Linked DNA regions of Homo sapiens: all the other regions are linked to region 3. A link is a contact called in ENCODE Hi-C or POLR2A ChIA-PET data. All regions are on one chromosome and are shown on one strand. Each heading gives the region's core, a stretch centred on a gene start or an enhancer-like site at or near the end of the contact. The rest is flanking DNA. Distances are from core to core; before and after follow the strand shown.

Evidence for each region. Hi-C counts contacts between places; a loop is a spot of excess contacts on that map. ChIA-PET counts read pairs that join two places held with the same protein, here RNA polymerase II (POLR2A). Pooled maps may share reads with other maps.
Region 1: a map with no recorded cell type shows a loop between it and region 3 (8-fold over the local background). The contact joins two enhancer-like sites. A Hi-C loop is called at or near these places in 8 of 168 maps with a recorded cell type or tissue (IMR-90, MCF 10A, Right ventricle myocardium superior and 4 more), 2 of 37 single-sample maps with no recorded cell type and 11 of 50 pooled maps.
Region 2: a loop to region 3 is called in a map with no recorded cell type, with 10 times the contacts of the local background. The contact joins two enhancer-like sites. A Hi-C loop is called at or near these places in 1 of 168 maps with a recorded cell type or tissue (cardiac septum), 1 of 37 single-sample maps with no recorded cell type and 6 of 50 pooled maps.
Region 4: a loop to region 3 is called in a map of PC-3, with 6 times the contacts of the local background. The contact joins two enhancer-like sites. A Hi-C loop is called at or near these places in 21 of 168 maps with a recorded cell type or tissue (HCT116, IMR-90, MCF 10A and 16 more), 29 of 37 single-sample maps with no recorded cell type and 33 of 50 pooled maps. POLR2A ChIA-PET finds 5 or more read pairs at or near these places in 1 of 52 experiments (PC-9).
Region 5: a loop to region 3 is called in a map of PC-9, with 8 times the contacts of the local background. The contact joins the promoter of SP3 here to the enhancer-like site in region 3. A Hi-C loop is called at or near these places in 4 of 168 maps with a recorded cell type or tissue (Calu3, IMR-90, OCI-LY7 and 1 more), 4 of 37 single-sample maps with no recorded cell type and 7 of 50 pooled maps.

What each region holds. Positions count from the first base shown.
Region 1 is chr2:173,896,925-173,899,624 of GRCh38, reverse strand. No RefSeq gene overlaps it. Among named protein-coding and RNA genes, the nearest start is that of SP3, 67 kb to the left of the region's middle. Within about 2 kb of position 1,349, at least 4 of the 41 ENCODE cell types and tissues checked have a DNase peak (open chromatin) inside an H3K27ac peak, as active enhancers do.
Region 2 is chr2:173,996,169-173,998,868 of GRCh38, reverse strand. No RefSeq gene overlaps it. Among named protein-coding and RNA genes, the nearest start is that of LINC01960, 28 kb to the left of the region's middle. Within about 2 kb of position 1,413, at least 20 of the 41 ENCODE cell types and tissues checked have a DNase peak (open chromatin) inside an H3K27ac peak, as active enhancers do.
Region 3 is chr2:173,570,233-173,572,932 of GRCh38, reverse strand. No RefSeq gene overlaps it. Among named protein-coding and RNA genes, the nearest start is that of CDCA7, 220 kb to the right of the region's middle. Within about 2 kb of position 1,337, at least 7 of the 41 ENCODE cell types and tissues checked have a DNase peak (open chromatin) inside an H3K27ac peak, as active enhancers do; they include PC-3, PC-9 and prostate gland, where a contact is called at or near this core.
Region 4 is chr2:174,038,581-174,041,280 of GRCh38, reverse strand. No RefSeq gene overlaps it. Among named protein-coding and RNA genes, the nearest start is that of LINC01960, 15 kb to the right of the region's middle. RefSeq lists an enhancer at 1,066-1,360 and a silencer at 1,064-1,464. Within about 2 kb of position 1,305, at least 29 of the 41 ENCODE cell types and tissues checked have a DNase peak (open chromatin) inside an H3K27ac peak, as active enhancers do; they include PC-3 and prostate gland, where a contact is called at or near this core.
Region 5 is chr2:173,964,110-173,966,809 of GRCh38, reverse strand. It overlaps SP3 (Sp3 transcription factor), which reads left to right and starts at 1,437. Exons shown (of 7, transcript NM_003111.5): 1 at 1,437-1,645; 2 at 2,257-2,405. The coding sequence starts at 1,639. RefSeq lists silencers at 1,190-1,259, 1,760-2,039, 2,370-2,700 and an enhancer at 2,100-2,700.

The DNA.
Region 1 (2,700 bases), core at 100-2,599, 330 kb before region 3:
TTGGAGACAGTGAGTCAACCCTGAAATGGAGACTAGAAACTATAAGGCAGCAACATATGCACAAAACCAACTTTTTTTTTTTTTTTTTTGAGATGGAGTCTCATTCTGTCACCCAGGCTGGAGTGCAGTGGTGCAATCTCGGCTCACTGCAACCTCCACCTCCCGGATTCAAGCAATTCTTTTGCCTCAGCCTCCCCAGTAGCTGGGACTGCAGGCACATGCCACCACGCTCAGGTAATTTTTTGTAGTTTTAGTAGAGACGGGATATCACCGTGTTTCGATCTCCTGACCTCGTGATCCACCCACCTCAGCCTCCCAAAGTGCTGGGATAACAGGCGAGAACCAACGCGCCTGGCCAAAACCAACTTTTTAAAGCAATATTCTGCCCTATAAGTCATTATGTGACTGATGACGCACAGCAAAAGCGACAGTAGGTGTGAACACCATCCGGAACCAAGGTCTTGTGTTACCTAGTCTCCTCTCTGCTGGGCTGGTTTCTTTTTCAATTGGCAAAGGATAAAGGGACAGTTTTTTGAGATATTTCTCATGTCCTAGAATTTAAACTTAGGACACAGAGGGCAAAGGCTCGGAGGAAAGAAGTTAGCCGTTAACAGCTATGGCTGTGGAGAAAGAAGGTGTCCTAGAATGTGCGGGAGCATCATGGGGCCGGACTCAGCCTGCAGCGCCAGTGCTGAGCGACCTCTTTTAACACTCTGTACTTAAAGAACAACCAAAGGTGGTATACAGTCTTAACATTATTTGAAGGTGGCTTTTTGGACTCTGACTCAGTGTGATCGCAGCTTCTTTGTTCTTGAGGACTTTATCCCATCACAACTGTGAGATCTGGTGGGGAGCAAGCTGCAAACTTAAATTCCTCCCTGGTTTTGCTCTACAAGGGCAGAGAAAACTGTCCCTTTGCAAACAGTCATAAAATTAACAGGGTCACGGCATGGGTTCTATCAACTTGCTAGACTGTCAGGCAACCAGCTGCAGAAGGACCTAGGCCTTGCTCGTCATTGACCTCTAAGAATTAGCAGCACCGGGTTGCTAACTCCTTTGCTTTTGGCAGTTACTTCTGTCTTAGTTTCCCTATTGCCCCATGGGCAGGCAGCTAGGTGAGTGAAGTCTGGGTTCGCCTTGTCTCATTGTCACCTACTCCTCACTCACAATCAGGTTCTTGAAAGAGTTGCCCACACACTTTTCACTTCCTTTTCCCCTGCTCTCCTCTCAAATAACTCCCATCTGGTTTCTGTTCCTTCACTTCACTAAAGATGGTCTTGAAAAGGTCAACAGTGACCTCCCTGTCACTAACGCATGTAACATTGAAACATTCACATACTGCCTGACCTCAGTGTTCACATCAGTTGGCTGTTCTCCATTTGTTGAAGTAGATTCTTTCCTAATATCTACCCATGGCCCAGCTGTTTCCTTCTTCCTCTTTCCGCTTCTCTCTCTCCTTTGCTAGCTTTTCTTCTTGTACCTGGCAGTTAAATGTCGAATTTTTCCCAGGCTTGATCCTGAGCTGATTTCTCTTCTCAATCCGCACTCTTTTACTGGATGATCTCATTTGTTCTTGGGATTTCCTTTTACTGCAGACGTGGGCAACTCCCAAGTTTTCCATCTTCACTCCACTCCTCAACTGAGTTGCAGGTAAAATATTGAATTACCTATTTGGCCCCTGTTTTGGAACTTTCACAGGTACCTCAAACTTTATGTGTTCAGAATTCAGTTTCTGAATGTCTACTCCTAAACCTGGACCTTCAGTATTTATCTCAATGAATAACGTCATATGCTTCTCGATGCTCATGCCAGAAAGGGGAAGGTTAACGTTGACACCCTCTCCTTCCCATTCCCCATATTGATCTTGTTGATTGTCCAAGTGTCTCAAAGCCATGCATCTCTCTACATCTCCTCTACCAGCATCCGAGCAACAGCCATCATTTTTTGCTTGGATTACAGCAGTATCCTGGAATCTGGGCTCCTCGTAACCACTCTTCCTGACTCTGACTAGTCCACACTCCAATCAGCAGCCCAGAGTGATCTTTGAAAATGTCAGTCTCCTTAAAACTCTTTATTGGCACTTCACCTAGCATCCCGAGGCTTTGCCATGCCTGGCTGGGCCTCTGCCGGCTTCCCCAGCCTCCGCACACATGAGCCTGTCCCTTACTCGCTGTGCTCTGACCAACTACCCTTTCTCACTCAGATGGCTCAGGTTCCTTCCACTTGTCTCTGCATCCTGTGCACTTGGTTAGGGCTGCATTATGACTTTCATAGGTCCTAGGCACTTTTGCCTTATAGACTCCTTCATAAATATATTTTTAAAATTATGACTATATTGGTACAAAGATGAATATAATCTAGGTTGGATTCATTTTTTATTGAGATAAATGTACATAAACAAATGAGCCATTAGCATTAAAAAATTTTAATTGACAAAAATTTTACATACTTATGATATATAGCATATTTTGAAATGTATACTTATACATTGTGTAATGGCTAAATCACGCCAATGAACATATGCATTACTTCACATGCTTATTTATTATGTGTCAAGAACACTTAAAATCTACTCTCTTAGAAATTTTCAAGTATACAATACATTGTTATTAACCATAGTCACCATGCTGTACACTAACCATCTTAAAGCGTACAATTGAGTGGCATTTCATACACTGACAATATTGTGCAATCACTATC
Region 2 (2,700 bases), core at 164-2,663, 430 kb before region 3:
ATCTATTTCAATTATAGCTATTGATGTACATTTCTTATCTATTATACCAGGAAATAAAGTAGGCATAAGGGCATGTCTTACTGACTTTGTTTTTCCCATAAGGTTCTAAACATTGTAGGTACTTAATCAATATTTGCTGAGTGAATAATAAACGAGAAGGGTTGTGCATATGGTGCACAAATGACAGAAGCCTGGGCCCTTCACGAGTTTCCCTTCTGAAGCTGCCTCTAAGCAGGGCTTCCGGGGATTCCTCTGACTTCCTCACACACTTGCAGCTAAGGGGATCCATTGCAGCGGGGAAGGGAGCCTCCAGCTCCTCAATCCAGCAGGAAACCAGTGTTCCTTCCGACTGGTCAGTGCTTAGGCCACCCAAGTTGTGAAATATTTTGAATATCAGCCCTGCATGCAAGGAAAGGCAGCACTCAACCAGATGACATTAAAGAGACACTGGGTACAAATGCGTGTTACGGCAGTAAGACATTCTCATTGAAGGAGGTGAGAGAAGATGGGGAAGCCGGGTGTTGGAAGCTGGAAAGCAGGGGAAATCATTTCACCTTTTGTTAATTACTTGTGTAACTTTGGACAAAAGAGTACTAGCCTGGAGCCAGAGACCTGAGTTCTAGTCTGGTACTGACACCTGCACTTGGGTCTTGGGCAAAGTCACTTCATCTTGTCACAGTTAATTAGCCTACACAGTAAAAGAGGATGGTCAAGGTTATGGTGAGATACAGGGCTGCTTGGTGAATGTAGAAAGTCATGAAGCCTGGAGAACGGACAGGTCAAAGGGAAAGTGTTTATATGTTGAGCTTTCCTGTGAAAGAAAGTGTCCATTTTGTGTGTGTGTGCTGTACTTTAACAGGATACATTGGCTCTCCACCAAGCCTTGGAATTGAGCATCTGCCAAAAGATGGAGAAAATAAACAGGAGTATTCAGTGTTAACCTGACATTTCAATACCTAATGTGCCCAGTGGTCCAAAGTATTTTCGCTTGAAACAAGAAGTACTTCTTGTCAGTTCAAATCACAGTTAAACTGTGCTCTTTTTCTTTATAAAGATAGTTTTAAAAAATTTAAGTTCTTTATCATTTCTCCTCTGAAAGGGCTCACAACACACTGCCAAGTGTGCCCGTGAGCACAGAGTAGGTTCTGTAAAAGTTTGTCATCATTTATTTTATTATCATTGTTTTATGCTTTTGCTTAAGAAAATCACTTGTTGATTATATTTTTCTGTGCAAATAGAATTGCTTAATAGAAGAAAAGGAAATAAAGCAACTGTCAGCAAATTACCCAAAAGCAGAAGTTGAGTTTCTTTCACGTGAGTGTTCAAGTGTTTCAGCCACACACTCTAGTCTTGGCAGCTCATGATTGGCAAAGGCCGGAGCTGTGTTGAGCAAAGTCAGAAGTGCAGACAGCTGAGCAGCCAGAAGCATGCAGGCAGGCGGTAGACACGTGGGGTGGTGTTGGGGATGAGTCTTCGTTTGTTTGTTAAGACAGGATCTGGCTCTGTTGCCCAGGCTGGTGTGCAGTGGTGCGATCTCGGCTCACTGCAATCTCCACCTCCTAGACTCAAGCCATCCTCCTGCCTCACTACAGGTGCACACCATCATGCCTGGCTAATTTTTCTATTTTTTGTAGAGATAGGGTTTCACCATGTTGCCCAGGCTGGTTTTTAACTCCCAAACTCAAGCAATCTGCTCACCTTGGCCTCTCAAAATGTTGGGATTACAGGCATGAGCTACCACACGAGGCCTGGGGCAGAATCTTTGAGCAAGGCCACTTAGTGGCAGCGAACACCAACCACTCACAAACTCAGTTATAATCCATGTAACAGAAACTTGCTGTGGACTTTCTAATTTCTCAGACATGTGTTGTAGTTCAGGAATCTTGAAAGCTCCCCATGGGAACTTTCTCTAAACTGGTTCTGTTCAAGATCAAACCCTGACCTGCTGACTTGTAAGATAATTTTCTGCATTTGAGAAACATTGGAATCTGAAAGTCTTAAAAATAAGTATATGATAATAGCTTACAATCTGGAATAGAGATTTACAGTTTCAATAATATGCACTTAAGCTTGAATTGTTCCCAACTTCTTTTTTTCTAGATAGGAGCCATAAATATAGTACCTAGTAGGAAATAAAGGCTGATAGGTGAGCAGTGAGACAGTTGATTGTTTTTCTGGCAAAGAGAATTTTCATAACTTATTCATACACTACTGGATTAATGCTTAGACTAGCTGTTGGCTGTTTATCACCAACAAAAATTTGGTTTCTGTTTTTAATCTTGATAAGAGAGCAGTTGTTATTGTTGTCTTCAGAGAAAGAATGGTACCTGAGAGAGAGTGGCACCAACAAGTAGGGCCAGAGTTTTTACAAGGGGAGCTTTGTTACACCAAAAGGATTTGGGGGTTGGTATTTTAACACATTCTGCCTCAGAAAATTAGGTTTTCTAATGGCTTTTGTTGTTAAATGCAAGTGGATAAAATATGTGTCTGATTAGTTTCATGATAAGAGGGCAAGTCCCCAACTTTGCTTATACCAGATATAAGCTGATGCATTGGTTTTGCCTTAAGTCTGAAGTTTTAGGAAGGACTTTAAATGTAAGTATAAGTAGCAACATAGACACTTGTCTCCTTCAGGTCTTTCATCAATGTCACATCTCAATCAATGCCTACTTTGACCATCTTATTTAAAATTGTGATATC
Region 3 (2,700 bases), core at 88-2,587:
TATCAGTGTTTTTCTTTCTGCCCACATAGTTACAAACAACTGAATTCAATCCAAAGTGCATTTCTTGAGTGTTTACTAGGTACTGCCTTACCAGGAAGTGACTTAAAGAATATAAAAATGCATAGGACATGGTTTCTGCCCCTCAAGATCACTACATGAAGGAGACCCACATACATATTAATAAATGAAAAAGATTATTTTAATTAAAACAGAAGGGAGAATTCAGACTTAAGCAATAACTCTTGACCATCAGAATGATAACACTGGAATTTCCTCTGAAAGGCGAGCTGAAGAGTTTCCTCCTTTAGACATAAAGTGAGACTGAACAGCCAGCCATCTTTGGTTGGTTAGACACCCACCTGACCCAGAACAGAGCTTGGGGCAGGTAATATTGCCAGGCCCCTCCCACTGTATAATTCTAAGACACTGTCATTTCTAGGTTGCTAAAAATAGAAACATGGCATCTGGTATGTAACAATATACAATATTGCAGCTGTGTCTTTATGATGAATAATAATACTTTGGAGTTATATGATGAGGCAATCACCTTGCAAGTGCAATCTCATTAACCCTCACAATATTCTGATTAGGTAGGCAGGTGGCAAGTGATCTGAACTCAGTTTGCAATTGAAGGAACCAAGACACAGAGAATCTGAGAAACTTCCCAAGGAGCACCCACTTTCAGTCACAGGTGGGAATGTGGCCCAGGTCTCCTGTCTCCAAATTTGTTGCTCTGAGCAGTAGTCCACACTGCTTCCAAGGTTCAGCAGCAGAACAAACTCGAAATTGGCATTGTCCTGGATCTACCCCCTGGGAAATATTGCTGACTTCTCTTAAGTGAATGCCAGAACCACCCCAAGATTAAGTTCAGTATTTCCTTGTTCTATTAACCTCTGGCAATTAACCTCTTCCTCCTTCCAAACTCCAACCTGTCTTGAAATAAACCGAAGAAATATTTAAACCACGCCAAAACTTCTCTATGACTTCTGTTAATCTCTCCCGAGTTTTTGTTCTGGTGTGTGGGTGCAATTTAGTTGAAGGTCAGTTGTTTTTAGAGAGTCACTGTTCTAAAAGTCTTTAAACACTCGTTCAGGCACCCTGTGTAAATAGATTTCTTCTCTCAGTCCCGATTTTATTCATGTCTTTGATAATAGAAAAAAATACTTGTTTGCTTTCCTAAACATGCTGTGTGATTTTGCTCAGACTAGAGGAACAGGTTTGGTGATGCTGATTTAAAATCACAGGAAAATGACACCATGAGCCAGGAGACATTTGCCAGCCCAGAGCAAAGGCGTCTTCTGAGCCTCTGGGGAAACACTGATATTCGTTTATAGGGAAACAGTAAGATTAATATGGGAACTCGGGTTGTGCTTTTGGGGGCAGGATTCCCTGGCTCCTTTTGAGACAATGACACGCGGCCACATCTTCAAATTGTTAATTATGTACTGCCCCCTAGGGATTTTTGTTTTGCTGGTGACAACCTGCTTCAGATCCTACAGGAAATATTTATCAGCCAGCTTCAGCCGGTATTTGTCTCATCGAAGGCTGCACCTTTTTGTGACCTTGTTGTACTGAGTCTACCCCTTTCTCTAGCAAGTCAGATTCACACACTTTACTTTTTGAATTGTTGATTTTTTCCCTCCCTCTTTTGTCTTTATTTGGTTTTATTTCCCCAGGATGGCTGCATTTGAATAGTGTGGGGAGGACTGACGTCTCTGCTCTTTAAAGCGCTGCTCTTACCAACCTCCACATTTCCCCTGTGGCTTTGTAAACATCCTTGGATTTGGGTAACAGAGGAAGAGCAAACTGTTAATCATAGACACTTACACATATGCACTTACATGTTTATCTGCACTTACTGATGGAGGAGTTCTCTATACTCTGAAATGTTCTCTATGAAATTCCATTTAAATCAAAAACTTTTATCAGAAAAATGAAATTGCTTCATGATTGAATAGCACTTTGCTTCTAAGTACCAGCCATCGAGGCTGATGAAATGGCCCAGATGACGCTTTTCCCCAGAAAGACATCCTTTACCCTTTATTTTAAAGTTAGAGTAAAAAATGTTGGCCCTATATTTCTTCGCACACTTTCAATACAGAAACGGTCTTAAGCTATAATAAATGACACAGTATCTGATATGAATGTTGTAAATATGCGTTGTTTTTACTGTTTGTGTAGTTTGTTCCTTTTTTTAAATAATGCATAAGACAGCCCTGGCAGGAATCTTTCTTCATGGATTGTATATTTTTTTAAACACACACACACACACAAATCCTGTACACAACAACTTTAGCAAATATATGCACGATCCAAACAGTTCAGAAATATAAGATCTGAAAATGAGCAAAGGGCAGCAGATTTTTGAATAGGCTTCATCAGCCGAGGGGAGAGGTCAGTCGTGGAGATTAGTTATAGGAGCTATTAAGTCTCCTCTGACACCCACAGTACAAGCTGCTTAACATAATCAGCCGCAATCAGCAAAACTGCTGTTTATTACAAAACGTTTTTCCCTTTTAATATTTCATATTGTTATGTAAAATGGTGCAGTGTAGGGACACACACATTTCACCAGGGACATATTGTACAAATTGTCAGCAATAATAATTTGTGGCTCTTCTCATGACATCTTTTGAAGTTAAAACGGTTGAGCGATACCTCTCCAGGGCTATTTTCTCTAATGTGGTTAATAGTTTGCAC
Region 4 (2,700 bases), core at 56-2,555, 470 kb before region 3:
TATTTTAAGGTCCATCTACATATTTTTGTATCTGTGTGTATGAACTGTTTGTTCACGCCTTTTGCCTAATTTTCTATCAAGTTTTGGCCTTTTCCCCTCAATATTTAAAAGTTCATTACATTCCTAATATTACAGATTAACCTGTTTCTGTGAAAATGTTGCAAATATTTCTCACAATGTGCCAATTTTCTTGCCATGCAGCAGGTTTTTTTAAAGTTGTTGAATTTATTAATACTTTATTTTATGCCGTTGGAGTATTTTATTTTTCATTAGCAAAGCATTCATTTTGGTGTCAGGCTGAGCTTGGACTGGGTTTCCATGCCTCTCTTAAAATTTTTATTTGAAAAAAAAACTACTTTTTTATTTTATTTTATTTTTTGAGACAAGGTCTTCCACTCTGGCCCAGGCTGGAGTGCAGTGGTGTGATCTTGGCTCACTGCAGCCTCGACCTCCTGGCTCAAATGATTCTCCTGCCTCAGCCTTCAGAGTAGCTGAGACTACAGGGATGCAGTGCTGCACCTGGCTAATTTTTAATTATTTTATTTTACTTTTTGTAGAGACAGGGTCTCAATATTTTGTCCAGGCGGGTCTCAAACTCCTGGACTCAAAGGATCCTCCTGCCTGTCCTTCCAAAGTGCTGGGATTGCAGGTGGGAGCCACTGTGCCCAGCTCCATGCCCCTTGATATCTTAAGTGTCTTCCTTTTTGTGAGGCACAGCTTTGAGACCTCTTTTCCTGTCTGCCAAGAAGGCAAAGGGGGCAGTGGGCCCAGTCAGTTTAATTGTTTTTTATCTGTTTCCCTCCGCTTGATCCCAGGAGCCCAGGTTGGGGACAGTCACTTAGCTCTAATGGGGTAGGGCAGATGCCACATGGAGGTGAAGATTGCACACACATCCCCTTTCCCCCCCAACTCCTGTCTTAGCTGGAGGAGCAAGCGCCCAGAGGCCCTTTGGTTTGCGTCTGGGATTTGAATCATAGACAGACTTCCCACACCCAGGGTATAAAGAAGTCCACCGATGTGTCTTCTAATACTTGTTTGTGTTCATTTTTTACGTTTGAATTTCTGATCCATTTGAGATTATCTTGCTGCATGGTGAGGGGTATGGGTCCAGTTTTCTAATAGGCAAGGTGGCCTATGAAGTGGGGGCGGGGTAGCAGGGGGAGAAGGAGCCACGATCTTGATGGTCTGGGCCACTAGGTGGCGATCTTCCAGGTTTCTCCTCCTTCAGGACGGTAGGAGAAAATGCTGTTTTGTTTTCAGAAGAAAAAGGAAATGAGTCATTAGGTTTAATTGGCCAAGAGGAAGCCCTAGTAAAAAGTTCCCCTCTGTCTACGCAACCTTGATTTCTGAAGGCAGGCCCTGTGCTTCTTTCCCTGTGTTAGAAAACATCATTTCCTCTGTGTCTCTGTTTCTCACCAGGAGGCTGATGTGGGCCAAGTGTGCGTGCACAAACACTGCCTTTGCCGTGAGCGCCTCCAGGTCCTGCGTAAGGCCATGGAGAGACTTCAAAGAGAGGTCAAGATGGCATTGCCCTGCCGTGTGCCTCTTGGGAAGCCTGGGCCTCGGAGTGACAAGACCTTGGTTCCTGTCCCAGTGCTGCTGCCACCCGGCCCTGTCATTGCAGGCATGCCACCTAGCCCTCTCTTCCTCAGTGTCCTCATCTATAAAATGGAACAATGTCTTCCCTAACCATGTGCCAAGGATTTCAATGGGATAAAATGATATATGTGTGCTGCAAAGTAAAAACACTGTGTAAATATATTTCCACCATTATTATGGTTATATTTTATATGTGGATGCATCTCTATGGAAGATCTATTCTTTTTCTTTTCTTTTTCTTTTTTTTTTTTTTTTTCCGAGACGGAGTCTCACTCTGTCGCCCAGGCTGGAGTGCAATGGCATGATCTCGGCTCACTGCAACCCCTGCCTCCTGGGTTCAAGCGATTTTCCAGCCTCAGCCTCCTCAGTAGCTGGGATTACAGGCACCCGCCACCACGCCCGGCTAATTTTTTTATTTTTAGTAGAGACGGGATTTCACCATGTTGGTTAGGCTGGTCTCAGCCTCCTGAACTCGTGATCCACCCACCTCGGCCTCCCAAAGTGCTGTGATTACAGGCGTGAGCCACCACCCCCGACCGATCTATTCTATATCTTACAAGAATTTGTATTTATAGGCTGTATTAATAGGTTGATTTGCTGTTTATAAGGTGTTTTTTTTTTTCACACATCCTCTCTTCTGTGAAAGGGACACAGCCTTAATGAGAAAATGGACTGGTTTTGAAAGAACTGCCAAAGTAGCGACCTTAGGAGAAGGTCTACAATGTGCTTTCTCTGAGGTTGTGTACAGAATTATGTGTGTGTGTAATTTTTCCCAGCTTGTATCAGATTGCTATAGGAGTTCATAGCTCAAAGGTGGTTAAGAACCACATTCTTGAAAAAGGGAGCCAGACTGGCCTCAGGACCCCCTCCCCATTTGGCTTCTGGGAGGACTGAACTGGTTCCAGTCCTTTCTTAAGTCCTACATGGGGTCTTAAGGCTACTGATCTCCCTCCTTGCTGTAGCTGGTCTGGAGAGAAAGAGAAAAGAGAAACGGGAAGGGCTTGTAGTGTCTAGAAACCAGAGGTGAAACTCTAAGTTAGTAAGGCTTCAACGGCAGCTCTGCAGGAGGTCAGAAAACAATTTAGTCTTGCAAAATTCTTT
Region 5 (2,700 bases), core at 188-2,687, 390 kb before region 3:
ACCATACAATGTTTCTGATCCTGTCAGCATAGGCGGTTAAGTGCTTTGGAACTGGGATGTAAACTCAGTATCTCACAAATGGATTACCTATTAAGTTAGGACACACAAAATCTGGTTAAAGTGCTTGGACTTCACAACCTCATCCACCAGCACATCACATATCACACAAAATATAATAATCACAGTAATGGGAAAACTGAATCTTGAGCCAGATTTCTAAAAAACAGGTATTGTGGACAGTGTTTCCACCTCTTGAATTTAACTTCTTTCTTGGCAACTATACTTGAAGGTAACAGGGAGAGATGTCTCTTAGTTGGCAAAACACACACTTAAAACCTGAGCATTTTCCCCCAGGATGACAGCAAGATACCAAGGATGCCAAAGAAGGAAGGAGTGTTAACCTAATCCAGTAAGAGAAACAAGATTTTAAAATACAACAAAAATGTTCCAATGGGGGAAAAAAGGTAGTTCACCGGTTCACGACTTTAAAAAACGTTGGCAGTGGTTGATGGGCTTATTTCAGGAGATATCTGACTTGGTACCAAGAGGATAAAGAGGCCGGGAATAATACGTTTGTGCAGCAAAATGGTTATGTGACCGATTTTTTAAAACACAGAATTCTGCCCCACTGAATACATACACATACCACAAGTAAAATGAAATATACTTTTAAGTGCCCGTTTTGGTGCCACTGGCCAAAATTAAAACTCTCCTTCCGTATGTGAGGTGACTTGAGATTTCTTTTTTGCTTTAAATGCCTGCCTTCAGGGTACGTGAAAGTGGGAGACCGGTTGGAAAACTGGGGCTAAGGGGGCTGGGAGCGAGATGGCTGTGACTGAATCAGGAAGCTGGATGTGAGAGAGAAAAATCCTCCTCCAGCCTCGGAGGGGGTGTCTCCCCTAATACCAGCTCCCTCCCCCCGGGCTCGTGGGGCGGGTCTGGTTTGCTCAGTAGCGGCAGCGGCCGCAGCAGCAGCCCCGGGGCTGAGCAGCGGTGGCCTCCTGGCAGCGCAGGGAAGCGGCGGCTCCAAGAGCGCGAGGCCCTGGGGAGATCCGGCCAAGACTGCTGCCGGGATGGAGGAAGCGTCCAGTGGAGCAGGAGTCACCGGGGACGAATTTCCTCCCCAGCTCAGCTCCCCTACAGCTTGGCTAGGCCTGCTCCGAGCGCCTGCAAGGTGGAGGAGGCCTGCGCCTCGGGCCTGGCAGCGGCAGCCGGCGAGGGAGGCGGGCACAGCGGGGTAACCGGCGAGCCGTAGCCGCTCTCGAAAACCTACGCTGCCACGGCCGCTCATTGTCTCTCCCCTTCCACCCGGGGGCAAACAGGAAGCGCGCCGCCTGGCAGACCGACGGACAGGCGCCTGGACCAATGAGCACAGCCGACAAAGAGCACGGCGGCGAATGAGAGCCAAGAAGAGGGGCGGGAGTTCCGGGCGGGCTGTCACCCTCTTCCCCCCTTTTGGGCTGGAGGCTCCACCTTTTGTGTTTCCCGCACAGTCAATCAAAATAGGAAAAAAAAATCCCCGGACCGCTCCGGCCGTGTCCGCCGCCGCTTCCCGCATCCTCTCCCGCCGCCGCCGCCTTCGCTCCTCACCATGTGTAAGGCGGCGGGGAGCCCCGCCTGAGGTGCCCTAAACACACTATGACCGGTACGTAAAGCCGAGAGAGCAACCCTTGCTGCTGCCGCCGCCGCCGCTGCCGCCGACCACAGCCAGCCCGGGGCCGCTGCCGCCGGTCTCGGCCCCGTGTGTGCGACCGAGTGTCTGTGAGAGGCAGAAAGCTGCACTCCCCTGCGCCTCCCTCCCCTCCCCGCCAGCCACCGTCCACCCCCGAAGCCCCAGCAACGCCGTCTCCCCGCCAGGCCCCGGGGCGGGCGGCCCGGTCCGCCGGGAGCGCATCCCCCTGTGTGCGGGCGCGGGCGGGCGTGTGTGAGTGACTGACGGTGCGAGAGGAGCGAGCGCGAGTGAGAGCGAGCGGCGCGAAGGGAAAGGGGAGGAGAGGAGAGGGGGCAGGGGCAGCGCGGGGAGGAGGAGGAGGAGGGAAAGAGGAGGAGGAGGAGGGTTACAGGCAGCGGCGGGCGGGGGCAGCAGCAGGAGGGGAGGAGGGAGCCGCCGCCGCCGCCGCCGCCGGGGGGCGGGTGGGGGAGGGGAAGGGGCCTGGGTCCGGGCTTTGGGAGTAATTTCGCTTCGGCCCGCGGGCCCCCTCCCTCTCCGCCACCCGCCTTCCTCCCCACCCCCACCCCCCCGCGCTGTGCCTGCAGCTCCCGAAAAGCCCGTGAAACAAGAGGAAATGGCTGCCTTGGACGTGGATAGCGGCGGCGGCGGTGGCGGCGGCGGCGGCCACGGCGAGTATCTGCAGCAGCAGCAACAGCACGGAAACGGTGCGGTGGCGGCGGCAGCGGCGGCCCAGGTGAGGAGCGGCTGAACCCCGGCCCGGCTCCCCCCTCGCGCCGCTTTCTCCTCCCCTCGCCTCTCCCCTCCCTCCTCGCCTCACCCCTCCCTCCTCGTCTCTCCCCTCCCCTCCACTCCCCTCCCCCCGCCCCGGGAGCTGCCCGCCCGAGGCGCCAACGCTCCGACCCCGCCCGCGCCGCCCCGCCTCGCCCGCCTGCCGCCTTTTTGTGCGCGTGTGAGTGTGGGCCCCAGCGTGCCCTCCCGGGGGTGGGTTCCGGGCGGAAGGCGGAGGCCCGGCGCGCAGCCCGCCGCCC